Regions from separate parts of the Homo sapiens genome. Here all the other regions are linked to region 1. Evidence: chromatin contacts called from ENCODE Hi-C or POLR2A ChIA-PET data. All regions are on one chromosome and are shown on one strand. The core of a region is the stretch at or near the end of the contact, and the rest is flanking DNA. Distances in the headings are between cores, read along the strand shown.

Region 1 (3,091 bases), core at 407-2,906:
TCCTGTGAGTGAAGAGAGGAAGCAGCCCCAGGGACCAATTTTCCCAATTGACCTCTTTCTTCCTCTTTCACCATGTGAGGCAGGGAGCCCTGAGCCCTTCAGCTGCCTGCACAACCCCTGACATTGGCTGCTGGTGACTCAATCTGCCAAATGTGCTGCAGCTCGTTTTCTCCCAATTACAGCAAGACTGTCAGCCTCACTAGCCATGTCATCATTTCTGGGTGGGAGCGTCGAAGGGCCTAGGCAGCGAGTGGAGAGAGCCCACTGCCCAGTACCAGAACTGAAAGGGTTGGGCTAATGGCTCTGCCAGGTATCACTGCTGACACAGGCTATTTTGGGCTCTGACACACAGCTGCCTCTAGGCAGGGGAGAACCAAGTGTTGCAACACTTCATTAGCGTGGAAACTTCCTTTCACACAGGGGAGCAGGATCCCAGAGGGGGTCCCTGATTGGGGGCAACTTCCAGGACTATCTCAAGCAGTGTTTGGACCTGTTTCATCTGTATCCTCCAACTATTTGGCCGTAATTCTTCCTTGAGCTAAGCGAGGCAGAAGCTCTGCCTGCTTCCAGGAGTGGAAGGTGAAGAATTTGTTCCCAACTCCAGTTGAGGCTTTTGATTCCCTCCAAGCACTTCACCAAATCAAAGCCAGTCACAGAGAATGGAGACACCTGCCCAGAATACCCACCGTCCAGGGAGATTAGTGTGCTTTGTTCTTCCTGACCGAGACTCACAACCACATTCTGAGGTCACTCGAGTGCCCCTGTCTCATACATTCCAAAGGAAGTTGAAGCTATAGAGACAACAGTCAGGGGCTGGTGGTGGTGCTTTTGGGGGTCTAGGAGAGCCCAAGGCCCTGATATTTTAAAATGTCCTCCTCGGCATCTCCAGCAAGTTGCCACTGCTGGTGAGCTTCACTGTCTGCCCCGTTGACACGATGGGTTTCTAGTAGGGGACGCCATTGATGGAAGGTCTGTGAAGACAATGCTCGCCAAACCCCTGACAGATGTCGTATCATTTGACTCAGCAACTCAGGGCGGGGCGGGGTGGGGGAAATTCATAACACAAATTCATTTATTTCACAAATATATGTTGAGTTTTTACCATGTGCCAGGCATAGTACCTGCCGAGTCAAGCCCTCGAGGAAAAAAAGCCCTTAATTAGTCAACGTTCGAGCTCACATTCTAATTCTCAACTTCGTGATTTGTTAATCCATCTTATAGGCGAAGAAAGCGAGGTATAGACAAGGAGCCGAGCTGAAACACTGGCTAGATTCCGGTAGGGGTCTGAGCCATCACTCCCACCTGGAGGCGCGGTCTCCATTCCTCTGAAGCCCTTTGTGCGGCCCCCTTCCTCACTGAGTTCTGGGCTGCGGCGGCAGCACTGTGCTCTAGCACTAACTCTGAAGCTGCCAGGGCAGCGTCAGCGGACAGATGAAAAGGTGCGGGGACATGCTGGCTGCCAGCCGGGGTTCCGCAAGTTCAGGTCTTGGGCGGGGCGTGGAGGGCCAGGCCCCGCCCCTCGAACGACGGCCTTAAGTGTGCGCACGCGCAGGGGGCCGCGCTTTCTCCGGGCGGCGGCACCGCCCACAGCCTGGGACGTCAGCGGCGCGCGACGTGCTTTGCTGTATAAATGCGGTGGCGCCCGGCGTAGGGACACTTCGGTCCTGAGCGCTTGGGAGTTAGGTTGTTTGCCGGCGTAGCGGCCAGCGCCTGAGCCCGCCCTTGATCTTCGCTGTGGCATGGCGGACGAGGGGAAGTCGTACAGCGGTAAGTGCTGGTCTTCGGGTCGGGAACTGGCTATCTGGGGCGCGGGTGGGCGGCGCCGGCCTAGGCCTCAGCCCCCGGGGCGTGAGGCCGCTAGGGGCCCGGCGTCCGCGGGGAGCGGCGCGCGGGGGGCCGGGCACTCGAGGTGGACACCCGAGTTGTTGACTCCTGGATTCCTGCTGGCATCCTGGTGTTGGGGGACCTGCGGCTCGGAGCGGATGGCTCGGGGGTAGGGTGACGGGATTCCTTTGAACTTTGTGGGTGGTTGATGCCTGTCAGTTAGGTTTGGCGGCCTGACTCTTCCTTTAATGTGAGTGAGTGCCCTGCTCGTGGGCTGCCCTGATGCCCTATTTTTTACTGCGTCCAGTCGGTCTTGAACTCTCGGGCCTGGGCTTTGGCTTAATATTCGAGACTTACACATCAACTGGATATTCTAGTCTGAACACTACACTGGGTGTTAGTTCTTTGTAGTAAGTTAGGAGTGCGTGGTGGAGGTTGAAACCGTGAATTTAAAACTCTCGTTTTCCACCCCCTTAATGTGGAATAACAACAGCATTTCTTAAGAGTGTGTGTGGGGAGGGGAAATGAGATCATTCCTATCAAGTGCCTGAAGCATAGTGGCCGGCACTGGAGAAAGTTCTCAGTGAATGTTAGCTGCGCCTTCTATGTTCTTTTTTCCTAGGGTCATTTGTTGAGATTCATTGTTTACAGAGTGCTGGGTATTAGGCAGACCTCTTTTGGGAGTTAGGGACCTTTTTTAAGACGCCAGTCCTACACAGCATGAATCAGAAGGTCATCTTCCTGGAGAGCATTCCAGGGTCCCTGGTTAAGCACCCTAGCCTGGCACTGCCACTAGAGCCTGAGTCTAGAATTTGTCTCCTGAGTTAAAGGACATTTCTGGCCATGGAAACGAAGAGCTCCTCACAAAACTTCAAAGTGGCAGTTTGAGAACAAGGAGAATTTTTAGAGGATCCTTAAACTGGTCATATTTGTAACTGGCGTCTGCACTGTATAGACAAAGTACTGAGTGGCAGATTTCAGGTGGCTTTCAGAGGTCTGATTTGTGTTCAGTTACACTTTTGGGTCTCACATTTCTACATCCTGCTTCTCTCTAATTCCAGTTTCTACTTCATTTTTCAAAAGCCCTACACAGTTTTCCAGTAACTTTTCCCTGATGCTGCCCTCCCACAGAGAGGGTTCTTTCCTGTGGATAGGGAGCGGAGTTTGCATGGAGATGGCCTCTGTCGTTAGTATGTATCTCTTCCAATAGTTCAGAGTACTAGAAGCTATGATTGCCACACCAAACCGGACCAGTTACTTACTTCTA
Region 2 (3,091 bases), core at 421-2,920, 1.5 Mb before region 1:
ACCTGGCTGGACATGGCGCTGGTCACCTGCACGGAGAGACCCATAGGTTCGCAGGAAAGCACTGGTATGGGGGATGGGAGACACCCTGCCACACGGGTTGCCCAACCTCGGGCCTAGGGCCAGGCTTCCAAGCCCAGCAAGTGGGGAAGAAGGGGGGCAGAGTCCAAGGAAGGACTGCCCAGGAACACTGCCCCCTCCTAGCTGTTGCCATGGAAACAGAGTCTTCAGGGCCAGTAACTGACAGCAGGTCTCCCCCTTGGGAACCTGGGGGAGGCTTAGAAAGCCCCTACTCCCACCCAGGCCAGGGAGCAGGGTAACCGTAGCCCCCAGGCAACCTTCAACCCCACCTGGAATCCCTAGCCAGGAGCAGGATACTTCCCAGTTTTCTCCAGATGTTGGGGGGACCTCTGAGACCCTGCCCTCATCTGGGTATTCTGCATTGGAGAGCAGACCCAAGGCCAGTGGACGTGCTCACACCGAGTTCACACACTCCACTCACCGGGGTGCTCAGGAGCCCCACAAGCCCACGCAGGCTCGCTCTCTGCTGAGGGCTTTCACACTTGCACCGGCCTTCCCAAACCCGTGCTCACTCCTGCTCACACTTGTGCTCACACACTTCTCCTGGAGCGCACACCCCATCCACGAACTCAGTCAAGGCTCATGATCACACACACTCTCACTAGGTCTCCCCACATCCACACGCACAGGCACGGACTCATGAAAACACCTCCAGAGCTTTTCACACCTGACACGCGGCTGCCCTCCTGCCCCAGCATGCCGGTCCCAGGCACACGGCGGGCGCCGCTCCACCTCCTCGCGACCAGCCTGCAGGTCCACTCTTATACTCCCGCTGTCGCAGAGGCCGCCACCTCCCGGGGCGCCGCGTCCCGCCCCCAACCTGCGCACACCTTTGGGAAGTTGCCTAAAGTTGCTACGCCTCCCCCTCCCCGCCCGCGGGAGACCTCTACCAGGTTATCAGGAAGTAAGTGGGGAGAGCCAAGGAGGAGGAAGTTCTCCCCTGCCGGTGCGATGACCTTTGACCCAGAGAGGAGGGTGGCCCCAGGCCCCTTCGAGCGCCCCCACGTGGTCTTCAGAGCCCCTTCCCAGACATAGAGCCCTCCCCGTCTTCCACCCCGGCCAGCCCCAGGGACTTCGGCAAATGCGGGATTGAACCCTGCCCCGGAGCGGGCTGGATCGGAGGCCCAACCCTGACCCGAGTCAGGACCCGCAGCCAGAGCCAGATCCTGCCCCAGGCCGGCCCACCAGGACTCGGACGCCGGATCCCGCCTGAACCCTGACCAGTCCGACCCTCGACTGGGTCCCAACCGTGGCCCGGACTGGCCCCAGAGTCGGACCCCGCCTGCAGCCCGCCCCGCCCGCCTCCCTGCCGCGCTCGCACATGGCCCCCGCGCCCCGCCCGCCCACCCCCGCGGCAGCGCTCCCCTCCGCCCCCGGACCTGGGGCTCCGGCAGCGCGGTCGGGCAGGCATGGGGGCCGAGCGGCCCGGAGTGCCGGAGTGAGCCGGGGGCCGCGGGCGGCCCCTCCTCCGCCGCCTCCTCGGGCCGCGCCGCCCCACCGCGCCGCGTCCCCTCACTCGGCGGCGCCGCCGGCTGCTTGTAGGACACAAAAGGACATCGCGGCCGCTTCCTACTCCGCTTCCTCCAGCTGACAGCGGGGGTGGGGCCGGCCGTGCGCATGCAAAGCAGGGGGCGGGGCCCGGGGTCCTATGCTAATCAGACCAGCGGGGCGGGCGGCGCCTGCGCGCCCGGACGAGTCGGGGCGGAGCCGGCAGCGCCAGTGGGCGGGCCTTCGTGCAGGTCCCGCCCCGCAGCCCGCCGAGCCACTGCGGCGCACATGCGTACGCGGCCCCTGGGAGGGGCGGGGCCGGAGACGCGGAGGGCGGGGACAATAGAGCCGAGAGCAAGTGGGGCCAGAAGCGCTCTTTCGTAACGGAGGAGGCGGGGCTTGCTGCGCGCGAGAGGAGTGGGCGAGGCGGTGCAGGCTGCAGTCGCGGAGCCAAGAGACCACTTACAGATGAAAACGCAAGGGCGGGACGAGCGGAGAGGCTGGACCTGCTACCTATGCTTGAGGGGCGGAGCCTAGCGCGCCGTCGCGAGGAGGGAGGTGCTGCCCCGTTCCCCCTACCCCCTTCCCCCAAAGCGACACCAACTGAGCACTCGAACCGTAGACCCAGTAGCCCCACAGAGCTGCGGAACTCGGGGTGGGTGAAGCCGACTTAAAACATGCAATAAGTCCTGGATTGCGAGTCCCGGAAGGTAGGGCCGATAGGGCCCGGACGGAGAAAGCTCAAGGTCACTGCGGTGACCGAATGAAGGTCACTGCGGTGACCGAATGAAGGTCACGGGGAAGGGCGGGGCCACGTGCGTCCGCCTCACGCGGGCTGTCCTGCACTGACTCACGGACCATGCATCGACTCTTTTATTTCTTTAGGACTCAAATTCCACTCGGATGGGGTCAGGCTTGGGTCTGGGGACCGGGCTGGCACGGGGCTGGTTCGGGTCGCTGCTCGAGCCCAAGGTGGCGTTTTTAATTCACGTACAGCCTCTTGCTCCGGCGCTTCTTGAGCCCTTCGATGTATCGCTGCAGCTCCTTAGTCAGGAAGTGGTCCCTGCCGATCCCTAACTGGTAGCCTAGGAGGAGGGCAGAGCTCGGCTCAGGGCAGTGAGCAACCGAAAGGTCTCCCCACCAGGGGGCGCCGCATGTGTGATTCGAGGAACCGCAGATGATTCGAGGTAGCAGTAGCGCAGGGCACTCAGGTCTGTGTTAGCCTGGGGAACTTTGCATCTCTAAGGGTGCTGAGTGTTAAGGTGGAGGATGGATGAGGTCAAGGCTAGGGAAGAGGTTGCAGGCCTGAACTAGGGCGGTGGTAGCGAGCAGTTTGCCCACCTTCTGGACCAGCCACCCACTCTAAGCCATCAGCTGGCCCTTTATCACCGCTGGGCTTTCCTACCACAGCAGCAAAAGTTCACCCACATAATCCACTGTCCAAAGGCTCCTCACAACTCCCCAACCAGAGGCAGTCGAGGCCACACCAAGGCGGTCATCCCACTGTGCAGGTGGAGAAACAGCC
Region 3 (3,091 bases), core at 592-3,091, 1.4 Mb before region 1:
CAGATCACGAGGTCAGGAGATCAAGACCATCCTGGCTAACAAGGTGAAACCCCATCTCTACTAAAAATACAAAAAAAATTAGCCAGGCATGGTGGCGGATGCCTGTAGTCCCAGCTACTCAGGAGGCTGAGGTAGGAGAATGGCGTGAACCCGGGAGGTGGAGCTTGCAGTGAGCAGAGATCGTGCCACTGCATTCCAGCCTGGGCAACAGAGCGAGACTCTGTCTAAAAAAAAAAAAAGAAAGAAAAAAGAAAAGAAGAAGAATCCAAGGCAGAGGGTACTGAGGGCTAGAATTCCACTCCAAGTATGTATAGCTGCAAAGCCAACTTCTTCCCTCATTGCTGGCCAGATGCCTGCAGGCCTCCTGCCAGCCCAGACCTGTAGAATTCTGGCAAGTCCTACCCCCTCCCTTCATGTCTACCACCCTGTCCAGGTCAACCTCACTCACCTCATCACAGATCTCCTGAAGGACACTGGAAAAGAGTTCATGTACCACCAGCTGCCCAGCGAGGTCCTGGTGCTGGGGGCTGCCACCAGGGCACAGGGCCTGTGAGAGGTCAGGCTCAGCCCCTGCTCCCCACCTCTTCCCCCTGCCCCATCTCAGGACCAGCAAGCCTATACCTGCTGGCCTTGAGGGTCTGATGTGGCACAGTGTAAGAGAGTTAGTGATCCTGAGTCTGGTGTCCTTTCCCTGACAGACAACCAGAGGTCCAGCTTCAAAGGAGATACACAGGGGGCAGGGGTGGAGTAGGGCATCTTCTTCCTGTGCCCAATCTTTCCTCCCGTGTTTTCTAGTTTCTCACAGGACTGGGGCAGGGGTCAGTGGGGAGGCAGGTGGACTGCCCTGAGCAAACTTCCAGAGAAATACCAGGCCAATTTTCCCTTTAAGGAATGAGGAAACCAAAGCTGGGAGGATTGGGAGGGTGGAGAGCTGCAGCTCCCTTGAGCTGTCTGGGTCTTTGTGCCCAGCCTGGAATCTCACCTGAGGCTCAGGGTGCCCACCAGGTACGTCCACCAGCCCAGGGGCCTCAGCCACCTGCCGGGAGCGGCGCAGGAAGACAAGGAAGTCATCGGCTGTGGCTAGTGCAGCGCCCACCCCCAGTGGGTCCGCCAGATAGGCCTGCGTGTCACCCCAGTCGGTGGCACCCTGCTGTCGCAGCCAGGCAGCTGAGCTGGACCAGTTGGTGCCCAGGAAGTCTCGGTAGGAAGTAAGGCCCAGGCGCAGGAGCAGCTGTGGCCCCCGAGAGCCAATAGGCGCCAGGGTGGCTGAGTGCAGGCGGAACTTGGGGGCGTCGAAGAGCCAGGGTTGGGCCTTTAGCCGGGTCTCCCAGATGGCAGTGATGGCCTCGTCCCCACCTGGCAGTGGGCGACGGTCATGGGCGGGGCTCAGCTCGGCCTGTATCTGCTCCTGGGGCAGGCCCCCGCCAGGGCACTGCAGCAGCAAGGTCACCTCAGGATCCATGGTCTGAACGGGGCAGCTCTGGGGGAGGATACGGCCAGGCCTGTCATCCAGGGGGGCCACTACCACTCCTGGGCTGCGCAGCTAGCCCCCTCTGTCGCAGACCTCCTGAGGGTATCCGCAGCGCTTCTCCACCCCCCTGACCACTCCTTGGGCAGTAAAACGTGCCATCTTCCCCGCAGGAGCCCCGAGTCCCGCAGGGTATCCAGGACGCCCGGGCATCCCTACCATCCAGAGGTCTTGGGTTCAGGCGCCCCAAATGCCCATGTCCCCCAAACCCAGGGGTCTGCCTCCGACCCGGGGCGCGCGGGGACCCCTTTCCAGGGCCCGGAAGCTCCAGCCTCCAGCGGGCGCTCACCAGCCGCCGGGTCCCTCAGGCTCCGCCCCTTCCCCGAAGCGGAAGTGCCCGCCCCCTTTCCACGCGGCTTTTCATTGGCGGGTCCGCCGCGGTCGAGGATCCTGGAGGTTTGTCCCCGCCGCCCCGACGCTTCCGCCCGGTCCGTCGGCACGTCGGCCCTGCCTCCCGGACCACCCTGCGGGGCGCACCAGCGATCTGGGGTGCGGGGCTCGGCCTCCCTGCGCTCCTGGCTGACCGTGTGACCTTGGGCAAGTCTGGCCTGCTGGGCCTTAGTTTCCCTCTCTGCAGCAGGGACTTGGGGGTGGTGAACTTAATGAGCCGTATACTCCCACCCAGCGCTCACTTCCTGAGGCTTTGTGACTTTCTGGGAGGGATGGGGACGTGGAAGGGGCCTTAAAGCAGTCCCCCCTCGTCACTGCCCCCCACAGGTCTTAACCATGAACTTCTCTGGAGGAGGGAGGCAGGAAGCAGCAGGGTCCAGGGGTAGAAGGGCTCCCAGACCCCGAGAACAGGTGCGCGCCTCCTCCCCACCCCCTCCCACCAGTCCAGGCTCCCTGGGAGTTGCTGGGGGGCGGAGCTGAAGGGTCCTACTATTCCTGGAGACCACTGGCACTCCTTTCTCTCTGGGCTCTCTCTGCAGTGGGTCATTGAGGGTTCAGGATGGGCAGTAGGGCAGGGTCACCATGGAGACTAGGGGCCACCGCTGGGTTCTTTCAGGACCGAGACGTGCAGCTGTCCAAGGCTCTGTCCTATGCCCTGCGCCATGGGGCCTTGAAGCTGGGGCTTCCCATGGGAGCTGGTAAGTAGGGGCCTTGGAGGCTGGGGCTTGAGCCCAGAGAGAAACGTGAGCCTGTCTGCGACTCCTCCCTGATGGCTGCCTCCACCGCTCCCTGAGGAAGGCACAGAGTGCACTTCCTCCCCATGCACAGAGGAGAGCAAGGCCTAGAGCCCCTGTCATGTCCACAGCAGACTGAGGAGAGTTCTTGTCTGGGCCAGGCCTGGTGACCGCCCCCTCCAGCCAAGCAGCCAGATCAGCACTTACCCCGAGGGCGAGCCCTGGAGGATACGGTGCAGCTGGTGGTGTGAGTGTGCACTCCGGGCCAGCGCTATGCTGGGCACTCACCTCCCTGCCCCTCCGTGAGGCAGATCCTCTTTTTATGTAAGTTGAAAAAACTGCGGCCCAGAAAGGGGAGACTTTCTAAAGGTCCCACAGAGGATGCCCAAGCGATCTCCAAGCCCAGACTTTGTTTCGGTTGCCTGTGGCTCCCTGTTAA
Region 4 (3,091 bases), core at 276-2,775, 1.1 Mb before region 1:
TAAGGGGGAGGTATTAGCATCCCAATTACAGAGGTGAGGAAATTCAAACACATAAAGGCCAACTCACTGGCACACTATTATACCACCAGCAGCGAAGACGGGGCTGGAAGTGAGGTACCTCGGGCTCCAAAGTCAGGGTTCCCTTAAGGTGATGGAAATTCCATGTAAATACTAATATAGGCCTGTGTGGTGGCTCACGCCTGTAATCCCAGCACTTTGGGAGGCCTAGGCGGGTGAATCACGAGGTCAGGAGTTCGAGACCAGCCTGGCCAACGTGGTGAAACCCTGTCTCTACTAAAAATACAAAAATGAGCCGGGCATAGTAGCGGGCGCCTGTAATCCCAGCTGCTGGGGAGGCTGAGGCAGGAGAACCGCTTGAACCCAGAAGAAGGAGGATGCAGTGAGCCGAGATCGCGCCATTGCACTCCAGCTTCGGCGACAAGAGCAAAACTCCATATCAAAAAAAAAAAAAAAAAAAAAAAAAAAGAATACAGCCAATACTAGGAAAAGCGTTATCTTTTTAGGAGGGTGACTGATACTGCTGTAATTGAGACTTAGTAAGGTGAACGCACAGAAACTTGCAAATAACTTCTGCCCTACCCTATATCCCGGGAAAGTAAACTAAAATGCACCTCCAGGCTGCCGGCACGGAACAAGTGGTCAATATCCATCCGCGGCTGGGCCGCCGCCCCCGCCTCCCCGCATCTTCCCCGCACACCTGCACAGCCCTCCCCTTGCAAAAAACACCTGCACTACCAAAACCCCTAACAACCCAAGCGGTCGTAAGAACCATTTCATTGCAACCAGGAGGCGTCGAAGGCAGGAGTCTATGGGAAAGGAAGGCTGTGTTTATCAGGAGCAGCAGGAACCTGGTGGAGAGGTTTCGAAAGAGTGTAGGGGAACCGGCTTCGCTGAGACTCGAGTAACGGGAAGGGCAGTGGACTGGGATTCGGGAGGCCCAAGGTGGGGTCTGACGCCCCCGACAATATGACCTTGGCTAGGCGCCTTCTTTCCTCTGGGCCTCAATTCCCTCCAAGCCAGGGTTGACCTCGGATGTGAAAAGCGACGAAGCTGGTGACAGCCAGGTGATGAGTGACCCTGGGGGAGCGGGAAGCTAACCCCAGGGTCCCCGCGGGGGACGGTGGTGGGGAGGCCAGTAACGGGTCCGCGAAGCAGGAAGGGGCGGGCGTGACGCTGGGGGCGCCGAGGGGGTGGGGCCCCGGACCAGGGGCTCTCCAGAGGATTCCCGGGCTAGGCCTAGCGTAGGGACCCTTAGAATGGGGGAGTCGGGTCATGTGGGGGTCAGGGGTCACGTGAGGCTGGAGGGGGTCGGGGTCACGTGAGAGGGGGGTTTAAGAACAAAGGGGGCGAGGGTAGCGAGGAGCGCCCCTGGACCTCCCATCTCCTCTCTCTGCCTCACTCACCCCCATAGCGGCGGCGACAACGCTCAGCTTCTTCTTCACACACTTGCCGGCAGGGAGGCGGCAACGGCGGTGGCTGCAACAGCGGCGGCAGCAGAGCGGACGGCCCTGCAACGCGCATGCGCCTCGCAGCTTCCCCCCCCCCCCCCGCCCAACCGCGCGCCCTCGTACCGCGCCGGCGCAGAACCGGCGCAGGGCAGCGGTGAGCCGGCGCGCAGGTGGAGCGCCCGCTAGGCTGGCCGAGGGTCTCCGACCAGGAGGAGGCGGGAGCGCGGAGGAGCGTCGCGCCGGGAATGACGTGCGGCCAGAGCCCGCCCCCTCGCAGGGCTGCGTCTGTAACTATGGCAACGGCGGCGCCAGGCCTGGCTGCTCACCCAGGCCGTGAGTCGCGCGCCGCTGGGGGCCGGGTGGTTGGCAGCACCTCCCCTGCGGCCAGCGACTCCTTGGCCCCGCGCGTAGCAGCCGGCGGCACAGCCACCTTCCCAGGCGGCCAATCGCGTCTCGACCTCTAAAGTACCTGCCCCTCCAGAGCCCTAGCGCGCGTAGCGGAAGTCTTTGGAAACTTTCCCACCTTCCAGATCTTGACTCTTGAAATTCCTTTTCTAACCAGAGTCCTGTTACTCATTCATTCGTCTTCTAACCATTCATTCCCCCTCATTCATTCACGTTCTCAATAAAAATTAACTCGCATCTACGCGGTGCTGAGCCCAGGGGGCACAGAGAGGAGCGAGGTGCCATCTCAGCGCCACACCTCAGGGTTTAGAGGGGAGACGGGCACGTAAGCACTGTTTAGGAGAGAGTGGACAGTGCTGTTAGCGTGAACACCAGGCATCCCGGAAAGTTTTAATTTCAACCCATCCCCAGCACACCGGAGTGACCCGCACGTGACCCGAATCCAAACCGCCGGGGGCGCTTCCGCAGTGTGCACACCTCTGCCAACCTCCCCCAGAATCTCCAGGGGTGGAGCCAGAGTCTTCACTTCCTAGTGCTCCCCAGGTAGGGAGCGAAAATTAGTGAAATGCTTCAAGACGAAAATTAGTGAAATGCTGCCCAACACTTAAGCTTCATGGACTTTTTCAGGTTTTGCTCATTATTCCATCTTTTTGTTTTTTTAAGAGACAGGGTCTCGCGGTCGCCCAGGCTGGAGTGCAGTGGTGCAATCACAGCTCACTGCAGCCTCGACCTCCTGGGCTCAAGCGATCCTCCCGCCTCAGCCTCCTGAGTAGCTGGGACTACAGGTGTGCACTACCATACGCAGCTCAATTTTTATTTATTTTTTGTTGAGATGGGGTCTCACTGTGTTACACAGACTGGTCCCAAACTCCTGGGCCCAAGCGATCCTCCCACTTTGGCCTCCCAAAGTGCTAGGATTACAGGCGTCAGCCACTGTGCTTAGCCTCATTATTCCAACTTTAGTGCTCAGTACAGTGGTGGCCTCAACAACATTTATCCAGTGCCTACTGTATGCTAGGCACTGTTCCAAGCAGCAAGGAAAACAACAATAAGAAACAGAATAGGCACCACCCTTGTATCCTAGAAGGAGGAGACCGATAATAGATGAAATAAATAGGTAATATACATAGTTAGTTAAATGATACAGGCTCGGCCGGGCGCGGTGGCTCACGCCTGTAATCCCAGCACTTTGGGAGGTAGAGGCGGGCGGATCACGA

Evidence for each region. A loop is a pair of places that touch in the nucleus more often than their neighbours do. ChIA-PET counts read pairs that join two places held with the same protein, here RNA polymerase II (POLR2A). Pooled maps may share reads with other maps.
Region 2: a loop to region 1 is called in a pooled map, with 8 times the contacts of the local background. The contact joins the promoter of ESRRA here to the promoter of NXF1 in region 1. A Hi-C loop is called at or near these places in 5 of 50 pooled maps. POLR2A ChIA-PET finds 5 or more read pairs at or near these places in 3 of 52 experiments (A673, activated CD8-positive, alpha-beta memory T cell and activated T-cell).
Region 3: a pooled map shows a loop between it and region 1 (4-fold over the local background). The contact joins the promoter of NUDT22 here to the promoter of NXF1 in region 1. A Hi-C loop is called at or near these places in 1 of 50 pooled maps. POLR2A ChIA-PET finds 5 or more read pairs at or near these places in 2 of 52 experiments (MCF 10A and naive thymus-derived CD4-positive, alpha-beta T cell).
Region 4: a map with no recorded cell type shows a loop between it and region 1 (20-fold over the local background). The contact joins the promoter of NAA40 here to the promoter of NXF1 in region 1. A Hi-C loop is called at or near these places in 3 of 37 single-sample maps with no recorded cell type and 6 of 50 pooled maps.

Annotation. Positions count from the first base shown.
Region 1 is chr11:62,804,005-62,807,095 of GRCh38, reverse strand. NXF1 (nuclear RNA export factor 1) reads left to right here and starts at 1,656. Exons shown (of 21, transcript NM_006362.5): 1 at 1,656-1,767. The coding sequence starts at 1,740. STX5 (syntaxin 5) reads left to right here. Exons shown (of 11, transcript NM_003164.5): 11 at 1-236. RefSeq lists enhancers at 1,138-1,187, 1,208-1,397, 1,364-1,863.
Region 2 is chr11:64,304,103-64,307,193 of GRCh38, reverse strand. ESRRA (estrogen related receptor alpha) reads right to left here and starts at 1,670. Exons shown (of 7, transcript NM_004451.5): 1 at 1,458-1,670; 2 at 1-26. The coding sequence starts at 14. It overlaps CATSPERZ (catsper channel auxiliary subunit zeta), which reads right to left. Exons shown (of 5, transcript NM_001039496.2): 5 at 2,424-2,651. The coding sequence ends at 2,548. It overlaps KCNK4-CATSPERZ (KCNK4-CATSPERZ readthrough (NMD candidate)), which reads right to left. Exons shown (of 11, transcript NR_133662.1): 11 at 2,425-2,651. RefSeq lists an enhancer at 974-1,043 and a silencer at 1,454-1,963.
Region 3 is chr11:64,225,024-64,228,114 of GRCh38, reverse strand. NUDT22 (nudix hydrolase 22) reads right to left here and starts at 1,841. Exons shown (of 6, transcript NM_032344.4): 1 at 1,688-1,841; 2 at 983-1,480; 3 at 449-547. The coding sequence starts at 1,462. TRPT1 (tRNA phosphotransferase 1) reads left to right here and starts at 1,929. Exons shown (of 8, transcript NM_001033678.4): 1 at 1,929-2,065; 2 at 2,246-2,329; 3 at 2,535-2,616. The coding sequence starts at 2,255. RefSeq lists enhancers at 663-1,180, 1,181-1,700, 2,301-3,023 and a silencer at 1,726-2,135.
Region 4 is chr11:63,937,436-63,940,526 of GRCh38, reverse strand. NAA40 (N-alpha-acetyltransferase 40, NatD catalytic subunit) reads right to left here and starts at 1,525. Exons shown (of 8, transcript NM_024771.4): 1 at 1,425-1,525. The coding sequence starts at 1,430. RefSeq lists silencers at 1,419-1,604, 1,534-1,613, 1,874-1,923 and enhancers at 1,644-1,783, 2,022-2,522.